2 separate regions of the Mus musculus genome follow, and region 2 is linked to region 1. Evidence: chromatin loops called from intact Hi-C (ENCODE). Cell type or tissue: left cerebral cortex. All regions are shown on one strand. Each heading gives the region's core, and the rest is flanking DNA. Links, peaks and the distances in the headings are about the cores only. Region 1 overlaps Rbm20 (RNA binding motif protein 20). Region 2 holds the start of Gm41863 (a long non-coding RNA gene).

The links. Peaks named below come from ENCODE experiments on the same cell type or tissue, not always from the same donor. Only the 100,000 strongest peaks of a DNase experiment are listed, where the experiment ranks them.
Region 2: it touches region 1 in a loop (4-fold over the local background); 5 of 42 quality-filtered maps call a loop at or near these places.

Annotation. Positions count from the first base shown.
Region 1 is chr19:53,799,008-53,814,948 of GRCm38, forward strand. It overlaps Rbm20 (RNA binding motif protein 20), which reads left to right. Exons shown (of 14, transcript NM_001170847.1): 2 at 14,241-15,333. Among named protein-coding and RNA genes, the nearest start is that of Gm16299, 18 kb to the right of the region's middle. In left cerebral cortex, for the core only: no CTCF peak of the experiment used is centred there; DNase peaks (open chromatin) are centred at 8,443, 8,626, 9,330, 10,743 and 1 more place; H3K27ac peaks cover 3,078 bases.
Region 2 is chr19:53,855,635-53,871,575 of GRCm38, forward strand. It overlaps Rbm20 (RNA binding motif protein 20), which reads left to right. Exons shown (of 14, transcript NM_001170847.1): 13 at 3,758-3,879; 14 at 8,446-11,446. The coding sequence ends at 8,556. It overlaps Gm41863 (a long non-coding RNA gene), which reads right to left and starts at 4,721. Exons shown (of 2, transcript XR_877918.3): 1 at 4,057-4,721; 2 at 1-1,153. In left cerebral cortex, for the core only: a CTCF peak has its summit at 6,964; DNase peaks (open chromatin) are centred at 7,136 and 7,426; H3K27ac peaks cover 857 bases.

The sequences.
Region 1 (15,941 bases), core at 4,392-12,391:
ACACACACACACACACACACACACACACACACACACTGGTGTTGGTTTTTTTTTGACACAGGCTTTCTCTGTGTATACTTGGCTATCCTAGAGCTAGTTATGTAGACCAGACTGGCCTTAAACTCAGAGATCCACGTACCTCTGCCTTCCAAGTACTGGTATTAAAGATATGTGCCACTACCACCTAGCTTACTTTTATATTTTTAAAATTCACAACAAACATGAATATTAAATAAATCTCTTCATCTAATATAATAATTTTAAGTCATAAACTGGGCATAGCAACACATGTCTTTAACACTAGTACTTGAGAGGTAGAGGCAGGAGGATCTCTGTGAGTTCAAGGCTAGCCTGGTCTACAGAGTAAGCTCCAGGACAGCCAGGGCTATATACTGAGACCCTTTCTAATTCCCCAGTATACAAGGTCAAGAGACCTTGTTTCAAAAAACCAAAACATCAATAACAACAAAATTAAGTTGTTTATCTTTTACTTTTTTTTTTTTCTTTTTCTGTAGATACGGTCTTAACTATGCAGCCCTCGCTGGCATGGAACTCTCTTTATAGACCAGGCTGAATTCAAACTCACAGAGATCAACCTTCCTATGCTCCCTGAACGCTGGGATGAAAGGTGTGCATCACCACACCTGGTGCATAATTTTATAAAATAAAACGTATTTTAAAAGAAAGAAACATGAGTAGCTGGGAGATGAGGCTCAGTAGCAGACATGTGTTTTCCACATGTCCCCAGCCCTTCAAAACAAAGAAAGCCTTAAAAAAAAGAAAATGATAGGGTATGGGAGAAAGGAAGAGTGAGTATGTTATTCTTAGAGGCTACATTGGCCAAAATTGCCCCAGACTTGCAGGCTGGTTCAACACAGCCTTGCAGATACAAGCAATCCCGAGACAGTTATGGATGTGTAGGAGACTGTACCCTGTCTGTCATGTCACCATGTCACATGGCTGGGCCCCCTGGAAGCCTGTCTTGTGGGTCGCTGGGGAACGCATACTGCTTTCTCTGCACGCATGGATTTATCATTTCCCTCATGCACGTGCTGAGTTCCACTCCTGAGAGGAAAGGCAGTCCCACCCCTGTCAGTTAGAAAACCACCAGGCCCTCTTCGTGAGACTTGCACGCTGTCTGATAAGAGCAGTGCAGAGCACAGGAGACTAAAGGTCACATAGGGAAGTTGGGCCGAAAATAAAGCGCTAGACGCTCCCTTTAGTGACCGTGGGCAGTTATGCAACTAAAAGTCCTTTATTCTGTGGATGACCTCAGGTGGCTCACCATGTCTTTCCTGGTCTTGTGCTTTTCGTTTTCTGTTTGTTTGTTTTGAGACAAAGTCTCACTTACATAGCCGGGATTGTCCTCAAACTCTCAATCCTCCTGCCTCAGCCTCCTGAGTACTGGGTGGAGAAGTGCACACCACTGTCTGACCTATATAGTCTTCTTAGTGTAAACTGGAAATGATCACATTTGAACTCACTACCCATATGGTTCCTCTGGAGACTGATTGTGCGTGGGCGTGGGCGTGGGCGTGTGTGTGTGTGTGTGTGAATGTATGTGCATGCGTGTGCATGTGTGTGTTGCAGCAGTGGGCGACTCCTATTAACCTACCAAGTGAAAAGCCCAGAACAAAAGAGAGAACGCAGGATTATCATCGATGCTATGAATCATCTCGGAGAGCTGTCATGGTGATATGAATCACCCTATGGTAATGTTGTGGCAAAGGCCCAAACACGGGTTAGCAGCAGTGACCCGGTAATCTTGAAATTAGTCACAGAGGCCTAGCCAATGATGATCCAGCAACACCATTGTTTGTGAAGAGAGTGTGCAACAGCCCTCCCTGTCTCCAAGAAGGAAGAGACCCCCCCTGCTGAAGGCTGCGTTCCACTCTCACCCCCGCACCAGCCCTGGGGCTCCAGTCCTGGCTCTGCTCTCTTCAGGAGTTCGACTGGGGTTGGAACAACGAGACTTTTGTATTTCATCAACTTCCCTGGCTTTTGCTTTCCTCCCTGTGTTGGACAGGTGGGTTGTGACCACAAGATGATCTCTGAGACTCCTTGCTTCTCAGATCTATGACATTTAGCTAGAATTTCGAACTTGCAGCCCGCACAGGACCTGGATTGTCAGAGCTAGCATCTTTGTAACCTGGCATTTTGAAACCCGTCTCTGTGCTACATAGCCTGACCCAGTTTCTGAGAGCATTACAGGAAAGTTAGTTTTTCCCCTTTTAATCACCATGTAGTTATGTCATTTATTGCAGTCAGGGCAGACAATGGTACTGGTCCAGTAGGGTGCGTCCAGCCTTTCCACCCCCATTTTCTTTATATCTGGGGCCTTTGCACTCCTCCTGTCTGGTTCTCCTTGAAACACATTGTAAATAATATAAATTATGAATTACAGTGTTGTAGAAAACTTGGGGATGTCTCATAAGTTCATGGCACTTTCACCTGGAGGCATGGTGAGCTTCTCTGAACTCTTCTAAGATCTGCATATGTGCAGTCAGATTTAACTATGGAAAGATGAAGATCTAGGAGATATTTAGCTTCCAGGAGACAGCAGAGGCCCGACCCCTGAGCTGCAAGTTGCACTTGGGTCTCCTGTGAAGTCGTACCCACAGTGAACAGTAACTCCTGCCTGGCTTCATTAATCTCACCTGGACTATGGTTTATATCTTAGCACAAACAAGCAAGGGCGCATTTGTTACAGTCTGGAAAGTGAGCTGAGTTGAACTCAAGAGTGGTTTTAAATTCCCGAATCGCTTCTCTGGGAAGCCATCGTGCTCACTGTGAACAAAGTTGGTTTTGTTGGTTGGGCACTGACACGCTCCTGGCTTGTCTGCTGGTCAGGGGGACATCACCAGGGACGAGCATGTGGCTGCGCTGTACAGGGCCACAGCACGGACCTTCAACAGCCTTGCAATGTGCTGTTGCCTGGTTGAGGTCACCCAAGGGCTGTTGCCACTATCTCTGCAGCTTGAGCCTCTCTCCACCTCTGCTCTCTCCTGACAGAAGCTGCCCACCCCCTGCCTGCCCTTCCCTTTCTGTCTACTTTCACATCTCCACATTCTTAGCTTCCTTGTTTGTTGGCAGAGCTCCCATGCTGCCTGTTCTCAGGGTGACAATGATAAGGATAATATTAGCAGCGATAACACAACGGCAGGAATAATAATAGCAGTGGTTACTTGCTGGGTGGTAGGAACTGGGCTAAATACGGTATGCACCCTTCCACTCTCAGAACAAGCCTGGATACATCTGTCTTCCTTTTAATGATGAGGACCTAAGGCCTTATAGAAGCTGAGTACTGGCCCAGAGAGACTAGCTTATGAGAGGTAAAATTAGGATGGTTCTAAGTCTCAAACCTGTCTCTGAGCATAGCCCCTGCTCCCCAGTTGTGATGCAATCACATTATCATGACTGACACTTCGCTGATATGGCTGAACCAATGACTTCACTCATTTTATCCTGACTCTCAGTGGCAATGAGAGCATCCAAACATGTGACTGTTTCCTAGAATGAAGATGGTTCTCTTCACACAGAAAATGCCCTCCCCAAGAACAGCCTGCAGAACGCTATAACTATGTGGGACCTGGCAGTTTCCAGGACGCCCAGACAGCGCTTTCTTTACCTGTGTGGGCCTTAAAGGGAAAGAGTGTAATGTGGGTGTTTGTTTGTTTATTTGTTTTTCAAAACAAAATAGGCACACTGTTTCGGCGGGGGGGGGGGGTGGGGGGGGGGGAGGGCAAGAACATCCCTGCAAATTTGGAGATAGTTTGGTCTCCATAGCTAGCACCAAGAGACCCAGGGCTAATGGCAAGATCCTGTCTCTAACTGAGTGCATACACAGGTATGCTGAGGTGCAGGGAGGTGAGCCTTTTCCTTTCTCACTGTCACATGGCTGACGAGAGACGGGTTGAGATGAGGACCCGTGGCGCCTGAGCCCTGCTCCCACTCATCCAAGGACAGCCCACGGCCACACAGGCACCCACTCTGATCTTGCATTGCCACCTTGCTGAGCAGAAGGATCAAGCAATGTTATCCCTTTTCAGTGAAGATCTTTCCTCTTAGAAGAATATGTTATGCAGATGTTCTTAAAATCACTGTAAAAATATTTGAGGAAAAAAACCATCTAATTGATTAATCAATTTTTTAAAAGATTTATTTATTATTATACATAAGTACACTGTAACTGTCTTCAAACACACCAGAAGAGGGCATCAGATCTCATTATGGGTGGTTGTGAGCCACCATGTGGTTGCTGGGATTTGAACTCACGATCTTCGGAAGAGCAGTCATTGCTCTTACCGGCTGAGCCATCTCACCAGCCCTAATTAGTCAATTTTTGTTGACAGAGGTACATATGCCATGGTACAGTCAGAGGCATTTGGTAGAACCTGTTTACACTTATCAATCGTATAGGTCTCACGGATCGTCAGGTTTGGTGGCAAGGGCCTTCATCTGTGGAGCTAACTCTGTAGCCTTAGAAAACAGTTTAAGGGCCGGAGAGATGGCTCAACAGTTAAGAGCTCTGGTTGCTCTTCCAGAGGGTCTGAGTTCAATTCCCAGTACTCACATGGCAGCTCACAACTGTCTGTAACTCCAGTTCCAGGGGACCTGAGACCCTCATACAGACATACATACAAGCAACGCACCAATGTATATAAAATAAAAATAAGTAAATAACTATAAAAGGGGGGTTAGAAATAGTTTGAGGGGAGAGAAATTTATTTCAGCTTGCAGCTTTAGAAGCTTCCAGTAATCCTGGTTCACGACATTGTTTTTTGGGGACCTCACCAGGCAAAGGTTCATGGTAGGGAGAGCATGCTGGAACAGAGCTGTTCCTTCATGGAGCCAGAGTACAATATAGATTGGGGCAGGACACCCTTCAGACCCACGTTTCCAGTGACCCCTTCCTTCAGCCAGACCTCATCTCCCAACAACCCTCTTAAATGAGAACTGAGCCAATAAATAGATTAATCAGTTGATGAGGTTAGCACCCTTGTGATCCAATCACCCACCAACAGAGCGACCAGCAGGGACCATACCCACAGGAGTTCCCTTACGGGCAAATGTCTGGCACAAAGCCAGCTCAGTGCTGCAAAAGTCATGTCCTGTATTGAAGGTGTCACAGTCATTGGAAACTGCACAGACCCCAAGACTGCTTCTGCTGCTCATCTGTGTGGAACATCTCTGTGGCCAGAGCTGGATCCCTGCCCCTGAAAAAGAGTCCCTCAGACCACACTCCACCTTGTGGGGGCCTCTCCTCCAAAACCTCACTTTTACCCTGGCTTTGTGGTCATGCTGTGCTCTTATCTAAGGATGGAGGAGTATTCTGTTTTCAGAACCTTCTAGAAACAAAGTCTTTGACTGGTGGATGCTCATACCAAGGTTATGCCCAGGGTCCCCCTGCAACAATTTCCTGGCTCTCGCCTTTCCACAGAAGATACTGGTGGGATCCAGAGAACCCTGGTCAGTGTGGGCCTTGGAGAAGAGCAGAGAGAGTTAAATGCAGATCATTTAAACAGACTGTGGTCTTTTAGAGGTGTTGTTGAGGTAGGGTCTTGCTGTGGAGCCCAAGGTGAGTTCTGACTCACTTGTCTTAGTCACCCGAACTTTGGGATAACAGGATGTCACCACAGCCAGTTTGTAACATGAATGGTTTTTGGTTTTATGGTTTTGTTTTTATTTATGTGCGTGTATGGTGTGTGTGTGTGTGTGTGTGTGTGTGTGTGTGTGTGTGTGCACAGAGACCAGATCTTCTAGTCTTCTGTCACTGGAATCTTGAGCTGCCTGCTTGAGTGCTGGGAACTGAACTGCAGTCTTTTGCAAAAGCAGAAAGCACTCTTAACCGCTGAACCATTTCTCCAGACCAACATTCTTATTTTTATTAAACAAATTAAGGAACTATGATGGGAGACTCCGGAGTATACAGCCAGGCACAGTGGGCTCAGGGAGCCCCTGGAATCTTCCATTGCTGCCTTTGCCCCATCTCGAAGTCACTGCCCTCTGGGCTGGCTTTATTCTTAATCAGCCTCTCTTTGGGTGATGGCTTAACAGCTAGCTTAGCAGCCGGGCATGACAGTGAATCTCTGTCCTGACATCATCAACAAAATATCATTGAGTGTCCCTGCAATCACTGGGACCAAGGCAATGTGATGCTGTGACCACCCCAGCCTGAGATATTGCCTGGACACAGTGACTTCTGTCACCGATAAAAAAAAAAAAAAAAAAAAATCAATCCCAAAGGTGGAAATGTTAAGCAACAGTCCCCTAATCTCTTAACAGGTAGATGGCAACCTGGGTCCCTGACCACAGGTGACCCTCCCTCTATCAGTCACACACTGCGGATGTGTCTCCACACCTGTCACTGGGTCAAACCCAGGACCTTGTAAGCCTTTGTTCAGACTTGAGGGGAAGCCCTTGGGTTGTTCTTTTCTTTCATTGGTTAAATTTCTTGCAAAGGGCAGTGTGAATCTGTCCTGCGTGAGCTTCCTCAGTCAGAGCACACCACACCCTTCCTGTGATCTCAGGGAAGTCTCTTTCCCCATGTTCCCCCCCCCCCCCTTTTGATTTCTTCTTTATCTTTCTCCACTTTTATGTATCCACATCTGGAAGCTTTGCATAGCTCACACCAGATGCCAGTCGACACAGGCTAAAAGATTAAAGTTCTGAAGGAATATCTGGTCCTTTGAAAGACTGTGTCAGACAGAGCAGGGTCCTGTGTGTGTCGTTAACGTCTTACTTTTAGAGCAGGATGAAGATTTTTATCATCCCAATCCTTGCCTCCCTTGCAGGTCTCTGTTTATAGCCCTGGTTAACCTAGAAAATCTATGTAGATCAGGCTGGCCTCAAACTTTTAATGACCTCCTTCTACCTACCTTCTTGGTAGTAGAATTATGGGCATGTGTCTCGATGGCCAGATGCAACCCATTTCTTCTGGCCAAAGGCTACTGTATCATCGCATCTTGGGACAATTAGTTGGGACAACAGGCACACTCTCCTGACGGGAACAATAGGTTGCACATCCTTTCTCAAGGCAGGTTTTCTTCCACATCTCTACATCCCAACAAAATAAGGGTTATTAGTTTGTCTTTCTCTAATACTTTAGTTTGAAAACTCTTCAGGGAAACACTGGTTTAATTTTTTTCTCTAAGCACACTACTAGAGTTTTAAAGCTAATTATACACTGCAAATTCTTTGTAGCAATTAATGGCTCAGAGACATAACCTCAGCCTGGGGGCACTGGAGCCCTCCCAAGCTTCTTGGTAAATCAGAGCCTGTGCAGTCAGCTGCTGCATCTGTGAGGGGATCAGGCTCAGGGGAGGGCGTCTGACAGACATTGCCACTCCCGGTCCAAAGCATGTGCGCTACTGTGTTGTTTTCCCTACTGCCCAGCCTCGAATCTGCTGGGGATGGCTGCAAACAGTGCAGCTGTTCCTGGTATAGGCAAGAAGATGTGGACTGAATCCTGAGCCACGCGCTTTCTAGACAGGGACGTTCTTGAGGTCATTGCCTCTGGAGAATCAGGACAGCCAGAACAATGCACAGAGACACTGTCGCAAAGACAGATGGACGGATTGACAGACAGGAAGGAAGGACATCCTTCAATTTCCCCGGTTCTTGGTGGGAGGCTTGCAAGTGTTGCATGTGGAATGTACTCAGTGAACTCAGTGTGCGTGAACATAACCTTTCAAGCTGAGGTGGATAGGTAATCCTCCCAGGCCTGGGAAGCTGAGGTGATGAGGTGGATAGGTAATCATCCCAGGCCTGGGAAGCTGAGGTGGATAGGTAATCCTCCCAGGCCTGGGAAGCTGAGGTGGTGAGGTGGATAGGTAATCCTCCCAGGCCTGGGAAGCTGAGGTGGATAGGTAATCCTCCCAGGCCTGGGAAGCTGAGGTGATGAGGTGGATAGGTAATCCTCCCAGGCCTGGGAAGCTGAGGTGGTGAGGTGGATAGGTAATCCTCCCAGGCCTGGGAAGCTGAGGTGGATAGGTAATCCTCCCAGGCCTGGGAAGCTGAGGTGGTGAGGTGGATAGGTAATCCTCCCAGGCCTGGGAAGCTGAGGTGGTGAGGTGGATAGGTAATCCTCCCAGGCCTGGGAAGCTGAGGTGACCAGAAGTTTCCATGAGGTTTCATCAGCAGCCACCTGTGTGCCGTAGGACAAGTTAACTTTTCAGTGTTGTAATAAGGGATTGAATGGACCCTAAAAGCGTGCAATTCTATGTTTTTTCTGTTTGCCACTGCTGTGAGTGAAAAAAACTAGCTGGCTTTGCAGAGTCCTCTGGTGACCTTGTTTTGTGGCGTATATAACCTTAGCTTCCCAGGCTCTTGGGTGTCTGTGCTACCCAGACTTCTAGCAAGATCACTTCCTGCCCACAACATGCAGGCCCACCTCAGCTCTCTAAACAGACTCACCCTCAGTATCGATGTCTTGGGGAAACTGTATTCATTTCCTGTTACCACTGTAACAAATCACCACAAATCTGATAGTGTGTAGCATCATAGATGAGTGAGATTCTAAGATCCCTCTCAGTAGGTCTGTAGTGGAACTGTTAGGAAGAATGCCTCTGCCTCTGCCCTGGCTCTTCAGGAACATTCTTTCCCTTTCTGTTTTGAATTTCTAGAGGCTTCCTGTACTGTCTTGGCTCATAGTCTCTTCCTCCACTTGCACAGACATCAGCGCATCATCTTCCCTTTCTGTGATGAGTGTTTCCATCTCTCTGACTTTCCCCCTCATCGTTCTTGTGGTCACACAGAGCTCACCTCGGCAATGTCAAGGTGATCTTCTCTTAGCTCAAGATCCTTAATTGAATCACTGCTGTAAAGTCCTCTTTACCACGTACGGGGACACTTACAGGTGCATGCATGTCTGTACACTATGTGTGCTGCACTCACGGAGGCCAGAAGGTGGCCTTGAACTCCCCCCCACCCACCCCCCGGAACTGGAGTTACAGTTAGTTGGTAGCTGCCATGTGGGAACCTGGGAGCTGGTCCTCTGGAAGAACAGCCAGTGCTCCTTAGTGCTGAACCATCTCTCCAGCCTCTATCCATTCAGTTACTAAACCTAGACTTGGGGAGAAGCATACTGAATCTCCCACGCTGAGGTTGGGCGGTGAGTGACTATACCCAGGTGTGCAACGGCACTGGGAGGCTGTAGACTTAGAAGCCCCATCTTGAAGTACTCAGGCACTGTACTCACATAAAGCGCATTCGTCTCCCAGCCGCCGCCGGGCTCTGAGAAGCCACAGCCATTTAAGGTCTTCATTGCTTAGCTCCTGGCGGTTGCCACAGCCACCAAGCTGCTGGGAAATGCAAGATTCTCCAAGACACACCGCTTTCTTTGGGGAGGGGGTGTGTGTGTGCTTGAGTCTTTACATAAATGAGAAAGCCTAACATTGTCATCTTCATTTGGCTGTGGAACGTGTTTGTATTTGGATTGGAGTGTGGGTGTGCCTCGTGTTCTGGGGACTCTCTTAAAACAGCAGTAAACCTTGAAATAGACGCTCCTAGAATACTGTGTGGCCTCCTTCCTCCCTCCCTTCTCCCCTCCCTTGTCCCCTCCCTCCCTCCCTTGTCCCCTCCCTCCCTCCTCCCCCTCCCTCTCATTCTCCTTCGTTTCCTTCCTTTTTTTTTCTTTTGTCTTTTGAGACAGAAGTCTTATCATACCCAGTCTATCTTCAAACTCAACACTAGCCTTGAGTCATCTGATCCCCCTGTCTCTATCTTTCCAGCTCTGGGATCACAGGCGTGTATCACCACCAAGCCTGGCTAAGTTATTAACTCTTGCAGGCTAAGTATTTTACGACTTTTATTTTCTTAGATAGAACAGTTAGTCTTTTTTTTTCTCACCTAAGATTTTGGTTTAAAAGGGATATATTCTGTGTGGATGATTTGTGTGAAATCACTTCTGTGCAAGTTTGAATAAAGCTGGGGACAGTAAGAATTTGTAAGATTAAAGCAGAAACAGAAGGGGACCCGCTCCTGGGTCTGGTTGTGCCAGGTCTGAATGGTGAGGTTCTGATCTTCGTGTGTGCCTGGTCTGAACAATGAGGTTCGGGTCTAGTTACGGGCTGGGTATGAACAGCGAGGTTCTATAGTCGTATCCACATCTGACTCGCTGCCACACTGCATGGCTGCTTTTCCTTGTTGGGGAGATGGCTCTTCTTTAGATAACCTTTCAACACCCAGGAGGAAAACCTCTAGCAAGGACTTGCTCCAGCCCAGAACCAAAGGTTAAAAAACACAGCTGCCTTCTCTGGGGAAAACAAAACCAACTTTGTGCTCCTTTGGTCATAAGAAACACATTGGCACCTCCTTAACACCTTGTCAGTAAGGACAATCTGTGTAGTGGCCAAGCCTGGGGGTGGAGCTGCCCTGTTGGGTTTGCCTTCTAAAGCTTTGCTACCTGACAGTACACAAGGCATAATCATTCATCAGTCGGGACCCTCCCTCCTTTCTTGTTAGCCCCTCCCCACTCTGTTACAGCCATGATGGTGCCATACCACACAAGGGCTCATGAAGCTGAGATGCCCCCAGCGCAACTCCCCAGAGTGCACAAGGCCATCCCTCCTCCTTCCCCATATCTTAAAAGGCAGCAGGCGCGCCTCAGAGTGCAGCTTGCATGCTGCCTGGGTATCTCTCTTCAGGAACTTGTAGAAAGTTTTTGATTCCTCACACAAGAGGGAAAGAACAAAGGCTTGGTTTTTTTTAAATCTGACTTGGCAGTGTGTTTTGTTCTTGTTCTTGAGCGTGGGTGTGCCTCATGTTCTGGGATCTCACTTCAAACCAAACAAGCCAGCAGCCCAGGAGGATATGTGCCGGAGGGAGGAGGAGGGCTGCGAGGCTCCTACTGTACCTGCCAGGTTGGGGTTCGAGTCTTATAGGCTCATCCACTTTACTTAATGGCAGTGAGTGTTAGAGCTCTAGGTTCCTGCTCTACAAAGTTGAGATGAAAATGACCTATCCTGCGTGGCCCTTGACCTGTGTGACTTTTGAAGTTCCAAAAAGCTCACACTGGTCCCAGGAGCCTTACTGGAGGAGATGGTCCTACCCAGTTACCTTCTCCAAGCATGAGCCCCCTTCCCTTAAAGGAGCTCCAGGGAGGGAGGTGCGGTGTGCCCACACCCTTGTTTGTCTCTCTCTCACCCCAACCCTCTCCAACCCTCTCTGCCTGCTGTGGCCCTCCCCGCCCCCACTCAGCTTATCAGCTCTGAGTTTTTATCGCACAGGGCCTGGGACAGTGGAGACAGATGTGTCCCAGCTGTGCATTCCCTCCCAGCGCCTGCTTTATAAGGAGATTGGCTGTGCAGCCTGGCTGGTCCATCAGTCCAGACTTCAGATTTCACTGGCGCGTTCAGGTGCCCTGGGATTCCATTTCACCAGCATCCCGAACACATTTCTTGGTTACACCCACTCCCCGCAAGGGGAACCTTAAGACACAGAAAATATGGCTTAGCCAAAAGCCTCGACTGTGGAAACCGCTTATAGCAGATTCACCAGGAAAGCCTGTCTCATTTATAGACAGTCCAGTCTCTGTTTGCCCAGAAACACAATACAGTCAACGGACAAGGCCACAGAGCGATGTGGCAGACCGGCTCCTCCCATTTCTCCTAAGATTCTGTGAAAGTTGACTGGCACTTACTACCTCGAATTTAGATTTTGTTTTTCACTTATAGGGTTTTTGGTTGCTGTGTATACTACTGATATGTAAAAGCTGTTTTACTGTTTTTGGATTTAAAATGAGGACTAGGATGAAAATATGTGCCATAAATATACACACAGTTTATTCTGGCATACTTTTCAAAGCAAGGAGCATATGGACTTTCTCATGCCACTAAAATGATGGGGTGAGGAGTTAGCATGCTGGGCTGGTTTTTATGGTTCAGGACACAATCTCTACAAATTATTATTATTATTATTATTATTATTATTATTATTATTATTAATTATTGGGACAGGCATGCATTTGCATGTGTCATAGTATTCTTATGGAAGTCAGAGGACAGTCTGTGAGAGTCAGTTCTCTCCTTCCACTATGTGGGAGCTAAGGAACCAATCTCAGAGAGTCAGGATTAGTGGCAGATTCTGTGGAGGTTTGGTCCATTGCTATGTACTGAAATGCTCAATTCTGTACTGGCAGGTCTAAGCCTATGAGTGAATTCTCACATTTACCAGCTCTTGTTGTGCAAATCTTGCTCCTTAATTTGGAACTATTGGTTAATAAAGATGACAACAGCCTTTAGCTGTGGAGAAGAGAGGTGAGTGGTGCTTGGGTGCTCACCCCGTCCCCGGCTGGGGTCTGAAGCAGAGACCACAAGGAGAGCAGAGAGGAGAAGACTCCTTGGGGTAGGTTAATCATGAGAACACGGCCATAAGGGATGGTGAATTGGGGTTCTGGGGCCCTGGTAGAAGATGGCAAGTTATATCATGGAGTTATTAACAAAGAATTAGAAATAGCATACAGGAAGCCGGGCGTGGTGGCACATGCCTTTAATCCCAGCACTCGGGAGGCAGAGGCAGGCAGATCTCTGAGTTCGAGGCCAGTTTGGTCTACAAAGTGAGTTTCAGGACAGCCAGGGCTATACAAAGAAACCCTGTCTCAAAAAAAAAAAAAAAAAAAAGAGAGAGAAAGAAAGAAAGAAAGAAAGAAAGAAAGAAAGAAAGAAAGAAAGAGCGAGCATACAGGGTTGATATCTGCTCAGCTCTAGTGCTTTAAGGCTTATTATAAATACAAAGCTTTTGTGTCTTTCATTTGGGAATTAAATGATCTGATGGGGTAGAAAACCCCAATTAATGTTTAACAGTACAGGATTGCTCTACCCACTGAGTCATCTTGCTGGCCCTGTGCACAACTTCTGAAGCTTTAACTGTTACAATAATACATGTATACATTTAAACAATAGTAGAAAAACAGTTACTTATGTATCTGTCTCCCTCTTGCTGGATTTTATTATTCTCAGCTGTTACTGTCATAGGAACATTTTCAGCTATCAAGTTTTGCCTTTGTATACATTTGCACAATTTAATTATTGAGTCAAAGACTATGACAGTAAAGATTGTGTTTTCCAAACCACCCTTATCAAAAATATAAGCTATCAAAGCTTTAGTATAAACTGTAACTCACTCTATGTCCTTTCTTTGCTGCCCTTCTGAGACAGGATCTCACTTTGAGCCACCACACCTGGCTGGCATTTTGGGTTTTCTTACCTTATCTCCCCATCATGGAATCTGGTTTTCATTTTGGAGGTTGTGCTAGTCAAGTGTTCGTTGGTAACGGTTCCTTTAATTACCAGGGAGAGTGAGCTTCTGTCACATGGCCTTTTCTCTTCTATTTATTTATTTATTTATTTATTTATTTATTTATTCACTTTATATCCTAGTTGCAGCCCCTTCATCTCCTCCCAGTCCTGCCCTCACATCTCTGGATACTAACCCACCCTGGTACCTCAAGTTACTGTACTAAGGATGTACTAGGTACATCCTCTCCCACTGAAGCCAGGCAGGACAGTTAGTTAGGGGAATAGGATCCACAAGCAGGCAATAGATTCAGGGTCAGCCTCTGCTTCAGCTGTTGAGGGACCCCATGAAAACCAAGCTATACATCTGCTACATACTTGGGGAGTTGGGTGCTAGGTCTAGCCCTTGTACGCTCTTTGGTTGGTGGTTCAATCTCTGGCCTCCAAGGGCCCAGGTTAGTTGACTCTCTTGGTCTTCTTGTGGAGTTCCTATCCCTTCTCAGACTCCCAATCCTTCCCCCAACTCTTTCACAAGACTCCCTGAGCTTCATCTAATCTTTGGCTGTGTATTCTTGCATCTGTCTTGGTCAACAACTGGGTGGCGCCTCTCAGAGGACAGCCATGCTAGGCTCCTGTCTGCAAGAGTAACAGAGCATCATTAACAGTGTCGGGGATTGTGTGCTTGCCCATGGAACAGATTTCAAGTTGGGCCTGTCACTGGTTGGCCATCCCCTCAGTCTCTGCTCCTTCTCTGTTCCTGTAGCTTTTGTAGGCAGGACACATTTTGGGTGGAAGGTTTTGTGGGTGATTTGGTGTCCTTATCCCTCCACTGGGAGTCCTGCCTGGCCTTCTCTATTGGACATGTATTAATGTGTGAGCACTTGTATGTAGACCTATGAGGCAGGGTCTTGTTGACATGGGGAAAGGGGCCACTGAGAAGCAAATGTGGTCCCCTGCCACTCACTGAGGACCAGCAATGCATGTGGACCTTTTGTCTCCCTGCAGTGCTGCCAAGCTCCTGGATAAGAGCCCCTTCTCGGTCAATAACCAGAACCCTCTGCTCACGTCGCCAGCCAGCGTCCAGCTGGCCCAGATACAGGCTCAGCTCACCCTCCATCGGCTGAAGATGGCACAGACCGCAGTCACCAACAACACTGCAGCGGCCACGGTTCTGAACCAAGTCCTCTCCAAAGTGGCCATGTCCCAGCCTCTCTTCAACCAGCTCCGGCATCCGTCTGTGCTCGGCACCGCACATGGCCCTACTGGGGTGTCCCAGCATGCTGCCTCGGTTCCCAGCGCTCACTTCCCCTCAACCGCAATCGCCTTTTCGCCCCCAAGCCAGACAGGAGGCCCAGGGCCTTCTGTGAGCCTCCCCAGCCAGCCCCCCAATGCTATGGTAGTTCATACCTTCAGTGGAGTGGTACCTCAGACCCCTGCCCAGCCAGCTGTCATCCTTAGCCTTGGGAAGGCTGGGCCTACACCGGCTACTACAGGGTTCTATGACTATGGCAAAGCCAACTCCGGCCAAGCGTATGGTTCTGAAACGGAGGGCCAGCCAGGCTTCTTGCCAGCCTCGGCCTCAGCCACAGCATCAGGCAGTATGACCTATGAAGGGCACTATAGCCACACAGGGCAGGATGGCCAACCTGCCTTTTCTAAAGACTTCTATGGACCCAATGCCCAAGGGCCACACATAGCAGGTGGATTTCCAGCTGATCAGACTGGGAGCATGAAGGGAGACGTTGGTGGGCTGTTGCAAGGCACCAACAGCCAGTGGGAGAGGCCCCCTGGATTCTCAGGCCAAAACAAGCCCGATATTACAGCGGGACCCAGTTTGTGGGCTCCACCTGCCAGCCAGCCTTATGAGCTCTATGACCCTGAAGAGCCTACCTCAGACAGGGCCCCTCCTGCCTTTGGGTCTCGGCTTAACAACAGCAAGCAGGGATTCGGCTGCTCTTGCCGAAGGACAAAGGAGGGACAGGCTGTGCTGTCCGTGAGGCCCCTGCAGGGTCATCAACTGAACGATTTCCGAGGCTTGGCTCCACTCCACCTACCACATATCTGCAGCATCTGTGACAAGAAGGTGTTTGACTTGAAGGTGAGTTACCCAAGAAGGGCTGGGACCCAAGCACAGACTCTAGCGGCATCTAAGAGAAGTCCCTTTGAGGACTATGGCACTAAACTCATCAGTGCCCTTTATGAGAATCGTAGGCCGTAGACCCTAAGGAGTTTTAGAATTACATCCCATCCTTTCACTGCTCTAAGGTAGAGGATGTCTTCCTCGAGATAGATGGAAAAAGCAGTGGTTTCCTCTTTCCCTTTGAGGATCTTTTTCTCCTTTGGGCTTTCTAGAAGCTTCGGTTCCTTCAAGATATATCTGTTGTACTAAGTTTGAAAAAGGGAAAAGTAGAATTTTGGGCCAAGGACAAAAGATCAATTCTTAGACCAGACCTAGACAAACCATTAAAGAGGACTCAAAATTTGCCGAGCGGATGGAGAGACTCCCACGCCTTCCATTGGTAAAGTGCTTTGCATTGCTGTGAACAGAACTTGCCTGGAAGAATGTTTGCGCCAAGGTTTACTGATGATACAGAGAAATATTCAAAGCCATAGTAAAACATAGGTACAGCTAGCAGACATTAAACTCTTCCCATGTGCTATACTCGTGACTGTAGGAGGTAGACACTGAGGTTGGGCTTTCTTGTT
Region 2 (15,941 bases), core at 3,379-11,378, 56 kb after region 1:
AGCTTAGCTCTTTATCTGTCGTCTCTGCCCCGTGTTTGCTTTGTATGCGTTATTTGAGCACCCCCCACACACTGAGGAGACGGGTGATGCTTTAAACCCCCGCTTTACAGGTAAGACATCCGGGATGCAGTAACAAACCTCCTGATCTGGGAGGGCTGATGCAGGGATTCCAATTCTAGGGCTGTGTCTTAGTCTCTGTGTTCTGCTGCAGCCCACAGGTGTGCTTTGGTTCACTTCACGCACATGCCAGGGGGATGCCATGGGATGCTAGCCAAGCATGGGTGCATTGTGGGGCCATATACATTTGCATTGAAAAGGTTATAATTGCTACTAAATTACACTCCAAAGAGAGGATCACAGCTCTCAGTGCCAACTCCAGGGAGAATTCCCGTCCTCTATCTCGTTGCCAACTCCAGATAGCAGTTTTTAATCTTTGTCAAGCTGTTAGGAGGAAAACGGTATCTGATTTTGTTTTTGTAAAGGGCCAGATTAGGGTATAATTAGCGTACAATAAAGGTCACATATGTAAAGAGTGTGGTTTGGTCAGTTTTGACATAGGCGTGCATTTGTGCTGCTTTATGGATTTGGATATACCACATTTCTGTTTGCCTACCTGGTGATGGGCATTGGAGATGTTTCTAGCTTGGACCATTATGCATCATCTTCATTTAGCGTAGAAAGCTGATAGCTTATTGCTGTCTACTTTCGCAAACCCTCCAGGACGGGATGCTGCTGTTTTCTGTGTTTGACAAGTGCACAGACTAAAGATCCTTCCTCAGGATCGTACGGCAAGTTCTGGAACTTGGGATGTCTGATGGCACAGGAAAAGAAAGGCCATTTCTGTGCTGAAGAGCACGGGTATCCTTGGGTTCAAATCCCATCTCTGCTGCTCGGTGGCTGGACGACAAATAGCAACGTATTTAACCTTTTCGCTTTGAGCTGTTTGTCTCTGGGAACCTGGCGGAAAGAATCCTCGGTGTCGACTAATTTTGAGGAGGAAATGATTGCAAGGTCTCAGAGCTTTTCCAGTAGCAGAAGTTTAGGAAGGGCTGGCAGGTTGTTTGGAATTATTCTTCACCGAGGTCCACCCTGCTTCTTCTCACTGGGGCTGCAAACCCTTTATACCACAGAACTGGTCACTACTGCAGAGAGACTTCGAGAAACATGAGAGACAACATTCAGGCCCCTGTGGCAAACACAGAGGTGAAATACAGGCTGTCAAGGACAGGGCCCCCCATTGGGAGAATCGAGAGGTCAGACTGGGGGTGTTCGTGGCTGGAGAAGGGCTTTGCCTGTGTGATTCAGGCCAGCACTCTGACTCCAGCCAGCATGAGCCTGCCAAGGCCTGCTCTTACTATAACCAAATAGCATCGCTGGCAAAAAAGTGAGCTTCCCCCTCTCCAACGCTGGCTTTACTAGGGTGACGGAGTCATAATTACCCATGCCAGGAGCTATTATTAGGAGGCAAACGCAGCTTTAATGACAGTACTTAATAAAACCTGAAGAAACGGAGGGCTCCTGATCTCACCATGGCTACGGGAGTGATCCTCCGTGCTGCCATTTTTCTGGTCCTTACATTTCAGGCTCGCTGAGAGCATGGTAGCAGGCGCTGTGGTGCCCTCCCCACCCCTGGGCTGTACTGTGGCCTATCTAAGAATCCTCCTGTCTCCACTCAGCTCTCTCTAATGCTCTCTTTTGATTACTGATATTGACCTAACCCACTGGGCAGGGCCTGGGAAGAAAGTTACTGCCCAACCATGGAAATGGTTCTCTGGGCAGCCTTGGGAAAGGAAGGCTGGAGGGTGGGTGGGTGGGTGAAGGCCAATGCTCGGATGTTTGGATTCTGTGTTCCTAAATTAATGTTTTCCCGAGCACCGGGTGAGGTGACAGGTGCTCCCTCATAGCACCACGTGGCAGTAGTGCAGAAGAGAAAACACAGTGCAGAGCAGGTCACCAGCACCTCTGAGGTCACGACATAACTAAGTGTAGAGGGCCTGTGTGGCCCTAAGTGCCATTGCACATCACTACTGTGGCTTCTGAGCTGCTTGGCTTTACTTTTGTTGGTGTGGTGGGAAACTTTACTCAATGGCTGAGAGCTCGTACACAACCATGTATTTGGTAGCTGTAACCCTCTGGTTGAAAGGGGCCGTGGCTGCCTCAGTCTCCATGGACTCTCCTGAGGTAATTACACTCTTTCCGGGAACCCCAGGACAGGGTAAGGAGAGCCTGGTCCACACTAGAGTCCTTGGGGCTCTGTTCCTGGTACAGCCCAGCTGCACCCTGCCGCCCACAGGGTCCAGGACAGGATGGGAGGCTGGGCTCTGATTGGAATTCTTTCCTAATACATTGGAGGCTCCTGGGAAGCCGGTTCCTACAGCCATCGCACAGCTATTTTGCAACAGCAGAAGAGAGAGATCGCGAGTCTTGCTTGATGCCTACTTCCCAGCTACAGCCTGGAGCATTCTCCCCCCCACCCACCCCGCTAAGCTGGGCCACATGTCTATCCTCTGCACACAGAGGGTGAAGAAGAAGGACACTCAGTCTCTGGGAGTGGGGGCAGCTGAATCTGAGTGACACTTTCTCAGTTCTGGGAATTGCTGTTGAATCCTGGGGGCTCTGCAGATAGCAAGCTAGCAGCTGCATGGCTTAGAGACAGCCCAGGTCCCAGGCTTCAGTGTGGAGCTCTGCGCTGGCAGGCTGCAAGCAGTTTCCTGGGCTTTCTTGCTTCTCCTGTTCTCTCTCAGAGCTGCCCTGTTCATATGTATACATTTACTATCATCATCGTCATTATCATCACCATCATCACCATCAGTTATTATTGAGCTGTAAAGGAAAGCTCTATTTATAAGATTAGATCTCCTGAGCACCAGTAGAGAAAGAACAGGGGGGCAGACTGTGGTTAGGAGGCTGTCTCAGAGCCCTGAGGAATGAGTGCCTCATCACAGTCAACCCATTTTCCCAGATTGTCCCAGCAGAGGACATGAGAGCGGCACCTTCTGCCCCGGCTGCTGTGGTCTTGAAGACTCCCGTCAAGGGGGTAGAACCTGAGTGCCCTAGGCTTAGCTCTTCTGGTGGCACATGCAATCCTAGCACTGGGGAAGCAGAGGCGGGTACATCTCTGTGAGTTCCAGGCCAGCCTGATCAACAGAGCGAGTTCAGGTCAGATGATAAGGCTACAAAGTAAGATCCAGTCTCAAACAAATGCAAAACAACCACAAAACTGCCCCTCCCCCAAAGTCCTGTATATCAACAAATCACTCAGAAAGACATGTTTACATTAGAGTGAATGGGTGAATTTTCCTCTTACTATTGTTTGGTTTTATTTTTTTTTAATGAAGATGATCCTAAAAACCAACCCCCAAAATATAGAGAATTTCTCTATACTTGGTCACAAAGGTAGAGAAGGGAGCCCAGCAGATGTGAAATCCTTAGAAAAGAAACCTTCCCTGGCCCTCCTCCGATGGACCCACACATGAAAGGCAGGGCCTCGTTGTATAATTGCTGAGTACCCTCCCCTGCTTGTGGCACTCCCTGACATTCACAGCCACCTGTGAATGGAGTAGGCGCTGTGCTGTCATCTCTCTCTGGCCATGTTGTAAATGTGGATAATGAGGTGAGGCTTGGAGGAGTTGCTCCACCAGAGTCAACAGAAAAGGAGGCGGGGCAGTGAAGGAGGCGGGGCAGTGAAGGAGGCGGGGTCCATGGAGCCACCCACTACCTTCCTAACACTGCCTGTCCGTTCCCCACCCTTCCCCAGGAGTGGAGTTCGTGGTTCCCAGGACTGGCTTTTATTGCAAGCTGTGTGGCCTGTTCTACACAAGCGAGGAGGCGGCCAAAGTGAGCCACTGCCGCAGCACTGTCCACTACAGGAACTTACAGGTAACCAGCCCTCATGCTTGCCCCACCCACCATGAGGTCTTCCAGCCTTCAGTCACAAGCCAGGCACCCAGAGTCTCAGGCCTCACTCGCCTCTGACTTAAATGTCCATCTTCAAGGACAGGCATAGGGACTTGTCCTCTGGCATGCTTTTTCAGACGCGCTCCTGTAAATACATACCTCTTTGAGTATGCAGAGAGCACCTGGCTGCCAGGCTTCATTCTAAGAACACACTCAGAGCATCCATTCCACCATGATGGTATTTAGACATCTGCCACACCCAGTGAGGCGGAGCGGAGTCAAGTTCCAAGCTCTGCTGTTAATCTTCTGTAATCCTCTGACACACGAGAAGCCAGGCCTGGGGGCTTCAGATGCAGGTATTCCTGGGTCTCTTCCTCCGTGCAGATAACTTTTTTTTTTTTTACACTGGAATGAAAATCATAGTTTTGCCCCATTTAAATGTTCAGATGGCATAACAAATGGTTGCCTCGGGCTGCTCACGAACCCAGACCTGTTCTAGGCTCTGTAGAAACAACAGCAGCAGATGTAGACTAATCCCTCTTTAGGGCTTCCTGTCCAGTGTAGGATACCAGTGCAAAACAAAATAGCCAACACATGCTCTATATTAAAATATCACTTACAAATATACTAAACCCACAACACATTTCATCCAAGCTAAAATGCCTCTATTTGTAAATACCACTTTTTCCATGTTTATTCTTTGTCACAGGGGGCATTGGGCCTTTAAATATACTGGTCGCACACTCTGCCTCTGAGCCACATCCCCAGCCGGATACACGATTTCAACACCAATTAGGAAAAGTGATACAGCAAATTAGACAGTGAGACTCTATCAATTGTAAGAGGCATTTTTATTTCAGAGATGTGTCTTAAAGTCAGAGAGCAATGCTGATGGATAGTCACCATTCTGCCAAGGCCTCGGACAGAAACCCTGTCTGAGATGGCAGAGGCTCCTGGCTCCCTGATGGGCAAGCCAGGGAAACGTGAGCTGAGGTGAGATAGAACTGAGGTGATGTCTATACCTAATGTGATATAGGTTTCATGATTAAGTCCTGGCACAGGCTGGGTTTTACATGTATTTCATTTGTTCTCTCTCTCTCTCTCTCTCTCTCTCTCTCTCAGGAGGGAGTAAGGGAGAGGTATGGGTACTTCAAGACAATTCAAGACAACTGCATTTTTACCGTCAGAACCAGAGTTGGGAGGTAGGGAGCTGGGTCAGGCAGTAAAGTGCTTGCCATGTACAGCTGAGGCCCTGCATTTGGATCTTTGGCACTCACGTAAAAGCTGGCCATGATGTAATGCACACCTATAATCCTAGCCCTGGGGAGGCAGAGACAGAAGAAACTCTAAAACTGACTGGCCAGACAGTCTTACCAAGTTGGCAAGGTCCAGGTTCAGTGAGAGACCCTGTCTCAAAACACAAGACAGAGTGACAGAGGCAGACACCTAATACTAGTCTCTCTCTCTCTCTCTCTCTCTCTCTCTCTCTCTCTCTCTCTCTCACACACACACACACACACACACACATACACACACACACACATACACACACATGTATACACATATACACACATGGACACCACACACTAAACAAGTAAATAATTAACCAGTGTTTGAGCCACATGGTTCAATCCAAGAAGCGCGTGTAGTGTCTCAGTCCCTGTTTCAGGGCAGACATTCCTCTCATCGTTAACCTTTCAGAGTAGCTGATCTGATGGTGGGTTCTTTTTAAATCGTGCGTGTGTTATTTTGTTTTTGTGCTCGAGGTAGGAGCATGCATGTGGAGGTCAGAGGACAGCTTAAAGACATCAATTCTCCCTTCTACCATTTGCATTCCCAGGATCAAACTCAGGCCCTCGGGCTTAGAGACACTCACCCCTGCCCACTGAGCTGTTTCGCTGGACCTTAGCTAGCGGTTCCTAAGCAGGAATGTGAGGCTTGGCATATATGCGATAAGTCACATACTGGGGTGGAGTGGTAACGGGAACATGAGCTCCCGGAAGGGAGCAGCTGCTCTATGACCACAGAAGTCAAGGACCAGCAAGGAGGACTGTCTCCATTCAGGGAGGAAAGGGAATAGAGGCCTGGTTTGGCCAGGGCAGGGATCTCAGGCTGGGCCCTACAGAGATGCTTGTGGACAGTCATCCAGCCTAAAGAAATCAACCTTCATAGACCTTTTGCACGCCAGGAGGGAGGGTCATGGGGGTACTCAGGTCCTGATTTCCCATCAACTTAGCTGGCATCTTTTAAAAATGCATCTTCTTTGAGCCTACCCTCCCTGCTTGCTTATTCCTTTTAGTGTAGACCTAGGAATCTTCACTCTTAAAATTGTATGGTGCTGAAGATCAAATCCAGGGCTTTGGACACACTAGACAGAGGCTACACCACTGAACCCCATAGCAGGGCCAAGAACCTTCATTGTCACAGTCTTCCTGGGAATGTCTTAACTCCTCAGTGTGACCCTCTTTGGAGGAATTGTGTAGCCCCCCCCCCCCACCAAGGAGACCCCAGAGTTCAAGCTCACTCTCACTAAGAGATGAAGGAAGAACTCAGAGACTTTTGGGGCAGTGGCCTGCACTGTGTTCAGGGCCTCTAGGGTCAAGCTCCAGGCAGCCTCCCAGGGCCACAGCAGGGCACCACCCATGTGCTCCCAAGATATGCGCGCGTGCGCGCACACACACACACACACACACACACACACACACACCTAGATGCATTGGGCGTAGATGGTGCCTCGGGTCCTCACTCCCTCCCACCTCAGCTCACGTTTCCCTGGTACACCTTTTATCAGGGAGCCAGGAGCCTCTGCCACAGCCATCTCAGGTAGCGTTTCTGTCAGGGGCCTTGGCAGAATGAATGCCTCAGTCTCTACAGCCTCTCCCACTTTACTCCAAACCACAAGTGTGAAAAGTGAAGAAGTCTGACCCACAGGGCAGGTGCCAGCTGACTCAAGTCAGGCAACTTAGAAAGTTAGCATTCATCAGGAGACCTTGAGTCGGGGGTCCCACTGGGGATGCCCTGGGAGGCAAGAGCAGGTCATAGCTGCCTCAGTGAAGCCTCTGGAAATCCCGCTATGCTGTTGCTGGTCATGGCTCTATGTGAGCCTACAGGGGGTGATCTGGCACAGTAAGCATAGCCTTACTGGGCATGAAGGTGGCTGCAGGCTCCCAAAGAAGAATGCATACATATGCAGGGCGCTTATCCCCTCAGAATTCGCGAGTCAAACAGAGAAGAAATCAGGGCTCTCCAGCAGCAGCCTCGCCCACAGGCATCTGCTAGGGGGCCCTTCTCCAAGTTAGACTACCCCCACTTCTAAAAACTACAGTTTCATAGCAGGAGGAGAGTGAGGATGATGCCATTGCTCTTACTTAACAGATTTGTTGGGGGGGGGAATGGGAGGGGTGGAGAGAGGTGAGGGACTCCCCCCATCTTATGTCTGGTTCACCTCAGCCTGACATTCCTGAGTATTGACGGTGTCCCCGGCAAATCTTTTGTGAGGCATCTTGTCAGTTCCCCACTCACAGGAAACACTGCCCCCACTCCCTGACTCCTTGCGAGGTTGTCATGGTTACCCTCACTAAACAGACATCAGGGTGATTCAGTCACTTGCCTGCAGAGATGGAGGATTTGAACCCAGGACATCTATTAGCTGGACCTGACCCTTTCTAACTACCAAATGAAGCACTGCTTGGATTGCTCTTACTTTTCCAAGACATTCAGGCCTCTCCTCATCTGATCTCACAGCACCGATCCATGTATTACAAACACAGACCAGCCCCAACTGGTTTATTAGTCATGGCTGATCACAGCCCTGAGTGCTCCCAGTACTGTGGAGGTAGTCCTCCACTAGAGACAGGTCATGCTGTTTTTCAGTCCACTGAGGGTCTCTAGGCCTTCCCCCCTACAGGTTATCCTATAGGATTGTTGGGCATCTCCAATGTCACCACGTCACCAAGGGCCAGCCCTGGGTTTCTGCTACCTGCCACCTCCCCTCCTTCTGTCACTCTCTCTAGAAAACAGATAGCATTGTTGTGAAGAATGAGCTCATGTAAGCCAGGCAGTTAGTGAGTGCTTGGCAATAAGTGGGGGCCAGAAGGTTGCTTGCTATGGTCAGTATCTATACTTTTCACTTTTCTCTCAAGAGACTTACAATATCTGTAAACTAATATGAGGTCCCATTGCCCTAAGATAGCTGGAGAGGGAAGACATGGCCCCAGTGGTCCAAAAATGATAGCAAAGCAGTCCTACACACACACACACACACAGAAACAAACATACACACACACACACAGAGACAGACAGACAGAGACAGACAGACACACATACAGAGACAGAGAAACAGAGAGATATGAACACACAGGCGTACATGCACACACACAAAGAAACAGACAGACACACACATACACACAGAGGCAGATGGACACAGAGAGAGACAGAGAGACAGAGAGCTACACACTCATGGGCGCATGCACGCACATACAAACACACACACATCACACCCACTGACATCTCTTTGTCTGCACTGTCACACTGTCCCTCTCTCCACAGAAGTACCTGTCTCAGCTGGCAGAGGAGGGCCTGAAGGAGACGGAGGGGACAGACAGCCCAAGCCCCGAGCGTGGTGGGATTGGTCCACACTTGGAAAGGAAGAAGCTATGATATCGGCGCTGCCACCGTCTCTGGAAGATGGATGGGAAGCCTGCTGAACTAAGGCCAGCCTGGCCTCAGGCACAGAACTGAGACCAGAGAGGACGGAGAGCCAGGCAGGACATGGTGCTTGGGCTTGCAGAACAGGCTGAAGTCTCTGGGAGCTGGGCTCACCCTTCCGGGCCCAGCCACCGAGGGTGACCAGCTTCCTGTGGGTTCCTGGTTCTTTTAGTCTGTTTTTCCTCTCTCCCTCTCACCTATCCCTTCTGTGCCAAAGTTCATTTCCTTTTCATAAAATCCAGCTTCTCAGGGATTGTCACTGTGTTTCAAGATTTGATTGGATGTGGTAGGTCGGTCGATGAGGCTGGGTCACTCAAGGAGTAAGTTTAATGGAAGGCCTTGACTTAGTCACTTCAGTGCACCTGCGGTGGCCTTGCAACCTGGTTTCTGTGGGTCCCAAGGGTAGGAGAGCTGAGTCAGGTTCTGTGCAACCAAGGAATCGCTTGGCAGAGGTGGAAGTGGTTTCACTAGGATTTCCTCCAGGTGGATCCCGCCATTTTGAAAAGGCATCTTTGTCTTTTGTTTCAGTCTCAGACGAGTGCTGGGAGCCGAACCCAGAAGCTTGTACATTCTAAACAGGCGCTCTACCACCGAGCTATAGATGCCAGGCCAGAACGTCCCAGGGTTTTGTTTGGAGACAGGGCCCATGCAGTCCAGTTTGTCTTTAGTTTCCTCTGGAGCCAAGGTTATCCTGAACACCTCATCTTCCTGCCTCTACCTCTTGAGTGTTGTGATCACAGGTACCGTTCTGGAGGTGAAACCCAGGGCTTCCAGCACAAGAGGCAAGCATACCCCTATTTTTAGGAAGCCATTCATCCTCATCCTTGGCTATTCTAGAAAAATCACTGGGCTAATGCCTTAATGTGTTATTATACCATATTGTAGTAGTCATGTATTACTACACATTATTAATAATAAATTCATATTTATTTTGTGAAGCAAAGAAGAGCCCAACAGTAAAGAAGCTCTGATAGATTCAATCCAAACTTCTCAGTTGGAGGATGGTTTGGGATTTGTTCTATCCAGGACAGTGAATTTGGTATAGATTCACTTTAATTAAACTTGAGGCCAGCCATGCCTTCTCAAGGAGGAGATAGATGGCGGGCCTACAGCGCATGCTGACCTCTGACCTCTGCACTGCTGACCAGCATCAGCTTAACCCAGGAACAAGGGACTGGCATCTGACCTTCCTTCATCCTTGGTGCCTCTACTTTGGGGTAGTTGGTATTAGAATGATTTGAAAATGCTCTCCCAATCGAAGGAGAAACTAGGACACTTGGCTTGCTTGGTTCTTGTAGGTAGGGGTAGGGGATGGAGGGACTGCTGATGCCAACTTGGAGGTTAAAACGATAGAAAGAACTGGTCCCTGATTCCCAGTGGGGTCAGTACCCCCGTCCCGTGTGGGCTGTAGGGTCTTAGTGGAAGGTCTTAGGACAGGGGTACTATAAGATATGAACTCCACTAGTGCCACAGAACAGACCCCAGTGTCAAAGAGAGCCTGGCACTGTCTTCACAGGTGGACACGCCTCCTTGAAGGGGCCCTCCATGTGGATGGTTTGCTTATATGGTCGCCTGTTTATGTTCCCAAGCAAAGGAAGGTAGTTTAGATAGGGAGCATGCCTCCCCCCCCTCCCCTTATATTCCATTCTAGACTCTGCACAAACGGAAGGGCGATAGAGAAATGATTTAGTTCAGCGCTGACATTTTACCAGTGAGGAAGCTGGGGCACAGAAAGGAACGGGGCATAGAACCTAAAATAACCCTGTGTCCACTTTGAGGCCAGTGGTTCCTGGGCAGGAGAGAACTATTGGAATCTATGAAGGAGGAGTTAAGGCAAAGAGGGGCCAGTCTGGAAAGGAGTGACAGGAAGCTGGGGCTTCAGGAAGATGTAACCCGTCCCCTGGTGGATCCCACAGGAGGTGACCCAGAGCTGTAGTCATGAGCAAAGTCTCTTCTGATTCTCAGAAAACCTTTGACCTCTGGAACAACTGCTGGCCACATCCCTAAATTCATTAGCACCTCCATCAGAAGCTGGGCGCTTGATCTTCCAGCAGAGTGAGGCAGACCTCCCAACCCCACTGGCTACTCTGTTAAAGCCTTTGTACGGAAAGCCACACGGCCCAGTTCTCAAGCAGTAAGATGGTTCCCTTGGTTGTAAATCGACCTTCATATTAGCAAAACCGAAGGGTGAAAGAAATGGCAGTCTCCTTTACATTTAAAGTCATGGATGGTTCTATATGTGTGTGCGTGTACATATATACATATATATTTTTATATAATTCCATGGTCCTTGCATTTTTTTTTACTCCTGTGTGTGTGTTCCATGCATCATAGTATTGAAGACAACCAGGAAAATATTTATTTCTTTTTTAAAACATGAATTCAGTGTCTCATCAGTCATTACAAAGTGTCTCTCCCTGAGGTGGCTCATGAAAGGTTGCTACCTTATACAAAGAATTCATTTGCACCCTGGATTAATGTGTCAGAAGGCCTGTGTCCTTTAGTGTCACTGTCAGCACCTGGTGGTACTCCAGGTGGCACACCCAGAGGCTTTTGTGAGCTTTTGCTATGAGCAGCAGCCATTAGCGGTCAGGCTTCCCATTCTTGGACAGTCCGAGGCGGTGATCTTTAAGATTATACTTGAACTGGACCAGAGATTGTTTTTGTGAGATTTTGAAAACCAGAACTATTAGTTAATTTAAGTTTGAACTTGTAAAGTATTAGAATATTTTGAGTCTCTTATATAAATTGTCACCACTTTTTCTGATCTCTATAACTGACCTAAAGTGTTTGTTTTTACAAAAGGATAAATGGTTTTTAATAAAGAGAATTTGAAAGCTTGTGAGTGGCTGTGTCATGCAGGGGTCCTTCTATAACTGGTCAGGGGCTCACAGCACTTCTATGCCAGCATTTGGTCTTCTTTTGATTTTCCAGTTTGTGTGTGTGTTTGTGTGTTGTGTGTGAGTGTGTATGTGTGTGTGTGGTGAGTGTGTGTGTGTGTGTGTGTGTGTGTGTGGTGAGTGTGTGTGTGGTGAGTGTGTGTGTTGGTGAGTGTGTGTGTGTGTGAGTGTGTGTGGTGAGTGTGTGTGTGTGTGAGTCTGTATGTGTGTGTAGTGAGTGTGTATGTGTGTGTATGGTATGTGTGTGTGTATGTGGTGAGTATATGTGTGTGTGAGTGTGCATGTGTGTGTAGTGACTGTGTATGTGTGTGTGTGGTATGTGTGTGTGTGTATGTGGTGAGTATATGTGTGTGTGAGTGTGCATGTGTGTGTAGTGAGTGTGTATGTGTGTGTGTGGTGAGTGTGTGTGTGTGTGTGGTAAGTGTGTGTGAGTGTGTATGTGTGTGTGGTGAGTGTGTGTGGTAAGTGTGTGTGAGTGTGTATGTGTGTGTGGTGAGTGTGTGTGCACGCACACACCTGTAAGTATGATGCACATATATGCAAGCGCATTTGGAGGACGACAGAAGTCGATATTAAGGCATCCGTCTTAACCTCTCCCCACCTTCTTTAATTTTTTTTCCAGTTATTTCCCGAGTATGTGTCATGATGTACATGAAGGTCAGAGTATAACTTGTGGGAGTTAATTCCCTTCCTGCCATGAACGTCCCGAGGAGTGCACTCAGTTCATGTGTCATGATGTACATGAAGGTCAGAGTATAACTTGTGGGAGTTAATTCCCTTCCTGCCATGTAAGTCCCGAGGAGTGCACTCAGTTCATGGCAGCAAGCATCCTTATCCACTGAACCACCTTGCCAGCTTAAAAATCCAGTCAATAAGCAAAGTAGGAGGAAGGATCAAGACTTGGGGTTTTTTTTGAGGCTACCCTACTCTTAAACGTGTGGGGCTCTGAGAGCATCATGGTAGAAAAAGAAATTGAGAGCTCTTGGAGGTGTGTGAGTGTGTATGAAAGGTCTCTTACTAGAGCTTGTCAATTTGGCTGAGCTTGTTGGCCAGTGAAGCTCAAGAATCCCCCACCCCCACCCCCACCCTGAGTGCTAAGGTGATAGGCTCTTATGTAAGTACAGAGATCCAAACTTGCATCCTCTGGTTGGCGTGGCAACCAACTTTACTGCCAACACCACCATCTCCAACGCCTTCAGATCTTCCAACGGTTTGAGCAGAGACTACAAACCAGCCTCCACTTAGGTCTCTGGCTAGGAAGCCAGAAAGAATCAGGCTTTCCGTGGCCTAACGGGTCTACGATGATCCTTCTGGAAGCCTGGAGCTTTTCACAAACCTATAGTGTTATCACCCAGTGTTCCCCAATCTTCTAGTGGCTGAACCATCTGTCTTGAAGCAGGGTCAGGCCATCTTTGATGGTGGACAACAAAGATCTGGTGGTCAGTGCGACTGTGGACACTGTCCCTAGCAGAGGCCTACCTTTGCTGTAGTCACCTCTGTCAGCTCCTTGGCTGGGTCCATTTCCTTGAGCTCAGAAGGAAGTGATGCTATGGATGACCTCCAGGGTAGGGGGAGTTTGCTGGGAAGAACATCTGGTGTGCTGCAGGCAACCAATCTTTGCTTTATGTCACAACCTTCCACTGTTCACCAGCTTGTTCAAGTGAAGCTATGCGAATCTCCTGGGCCTCTTGGCTAGAGCTTCCAATGGCCTAGAACCTTCTCTATGCCCTTCTTTTTTGTTAGCAGTACTCTTTAAGTCAGTCAGGATGGGATGGGCAGCCTGGATGCAGAGGGCAGAGTGGGGCCACCTGCAATTACTGTAGCAGATTACAGATCTAACAAATGTTCCTGTTGGGGCTGTTATGGCCCCACCCCCATCCCCACCCCAGTCTCATTATGGCCAGCCAGGGGTGGGGCCCAGGCCTCTAATCCCCAACAGGGCTGGAAAACATCCTTCCTTGTAGCTACTGTCTGTGTTCTAACTTACCAAAGTCAAGAGTGGACCAGAATTCCTTCTATGCATTTCTGCCTTTGGTCAGGGCTCAGGATGCCTGAGGTACTCCAGTGTCAGGTGTTCAATCCCGAAGTATTGCTGGCTGTGCACACCTCTGGAGAACATAGCCCATTTGCCCAGGTCCCAGGGCTATGCAGTGTAGACACTCTGATATAGACCTACCCTGAACTTCCCCATGCTTATGCAGTCTCACCTGCTCTCTGATGTCCCTAAAGACTGGTTCCAGGCCAATCCCCTTACATTCAGATCCCACATTGTACCCATACCTTTCCTGACTGGCTTCCATGATGTACAGACTGGGGTTGCTCTTTACAGTGCATTAGTCAGGGAATTGGGGATTTAGGTCAGTGGCAGAGTGCTTGCCTAACAAGTGCAGGGCCCTGGGTTTGGTCCTCAACACCAGAGGTGGGAGGAGGAGACTCACAATGCTGATGTTGTTGGTCTCTGCTCTGTGCCCTTAGAGCATCAACAGCTGACTGTCAGCTGTCTACATGGGCCGTGGTGGAATGTCTAGGCATACCTCTAAGAGCTCTCAATTTCTTTTTCTACCATGATGCTCTCAGAGCCCCAAGCATTTAAGAGTAGGATGGCCTCAAAAAACCCCCAAGTCTTGATCCTTCCTTCCTACTTTGTTTATCGACTGGACTTTTGAGTCAGGTTCTTGCTGTGTTTCCCAGCCTGGCTTGGAGTTCCTGAGCTCAGTCCCTACCTCAGTCTTCTCCAACCTCATGTTCCTGTGCCCAGTGTGCTCTTTCGTTTTGCAGGGGAGATAGAAAAGACAGGGGCAGGTACAGAAAGAGGAAGTGACTTGCCTTCAGCGACTCAGTTTCTTAGAGTTCAGTATGAATAGTACTACTGGGCCACACAGGGTGCTATTAAATTATCCAGGGAATTTTTCAAGGCTGCCTCTTTCTGGACATTGACAGTCAGCAACTCAGTGAAGACAGATCCTTGGTCTAAATCTGAATAGCTTGCCAGAATGACAGATTCAATCAGCCAAGGTGAAGCCTGGGCATTTGTATATTAGCAAGCCTCCAGGGAATTCAGATGGTGGAAGCTACCTTCTATGACAACTAGGGACTTCCCCACCAGTTCCTAGAATAGAAGGGACTTTTATTATACTAGGTACACATGCAGGAGAGACTGAATGGAGACCATTCAGAGGAGTACAGAGGGCTGTGGTCTAGAAAGTGAGACAGGGACAAGCCTGGCTCTGGTAGATGGAGCTGGTGTGAGCTGGTGTGGTGGAGGTCAGGAGAGTAATTCTGGAGGCAGGATTTGTCTAATGGGACTCAGAGTTACTGGGCATTGTCTTCAGACTCTTTATAAACTTAAAATTTTAAACATGCATATTATGTATTTTGATTATTATAGCTAGTTCCCATTATCCCTTCCCATCCCCTCTGAACTCTTTCTTCTCTGGGTTTTCTTTCTGTTAGTGGGTGTGAGTGTCCACTCCGTAGCCCCTGGAGATGGTCCCTCTGGGGAGACTGCAGGAAGGGGGACTTGAGCATGGCCAAGGCCATGTCGTGTCAGCAGGAGCCCTGAGGCTCCTGAGTCCATTCTTTCTTGCTTTGCAGGAACCAATGGACCCAGCATTAGCCCTGCTGATTCTTGAGGCCCTCTGCAGGCCACCTGTGTGTACTCTGCAGAGACCAAGTCCACTTGGCTTTGTCACAGTGCTGGAACATGGGTACTGATATTTTCCTCAATAGGGAAAATGAGGCCCTGAGAGACAAAGTCATTTGAAAAGGGCTGGACAAGCTGTGGGCAGGGGAGCTAAACCCTAAGCAAACATTTATTTCATGTCTTTTTTCCCCTTTTCCTTCCTTCCTTCCTTCCTCCCTCCCTCCCTTATCAGTGCACCTACCTTCCTTTCCTTTCAAGGTAAGTTTTTACTACGTATTCCAGGCTGGTTTTGAACTTAGGATCCTTCTGCCCGAGTCTGGTGAGTGAGTACTGACACTATAGGCATATGCTATCACACTGGGCTTCAAACCATGCGTGCTCTTGGCCTCTTTCTCCTCTGCCCACCTCAAACCTAACTTTTGTTCCCAGAGGCCAGGGGCTCTGGGTGAACCAAGCACGGCACTGCTCAGCTCAGCTGTTGTGCAAGTCTTCTCATTACTGAACTCTAGACAGCAATGGCTCCATACCCCCCCTTCCTAGAAAGATCAAGGAAAGACCCCACACAGAGGAGAAAGAAGAAGAAAAGGAAGGAGGAGGGAGGGGAAAACCAATTTCTTTCTGTTCTCCACTCTGAAGATCTTACCTGGGGCCTGTGTCTTGTGGGGACAAGGGGGACTAGATGAAGGGAGTCCCTGGGGCTATTCAGCTTCCTCCTGCTCCAAGCAGGCTAGGCTGGAAAGAAAAGCACTTGCTTTCTGCTCTCTTAGCTTTAGGGACTTCAAACCAAAAGGTGG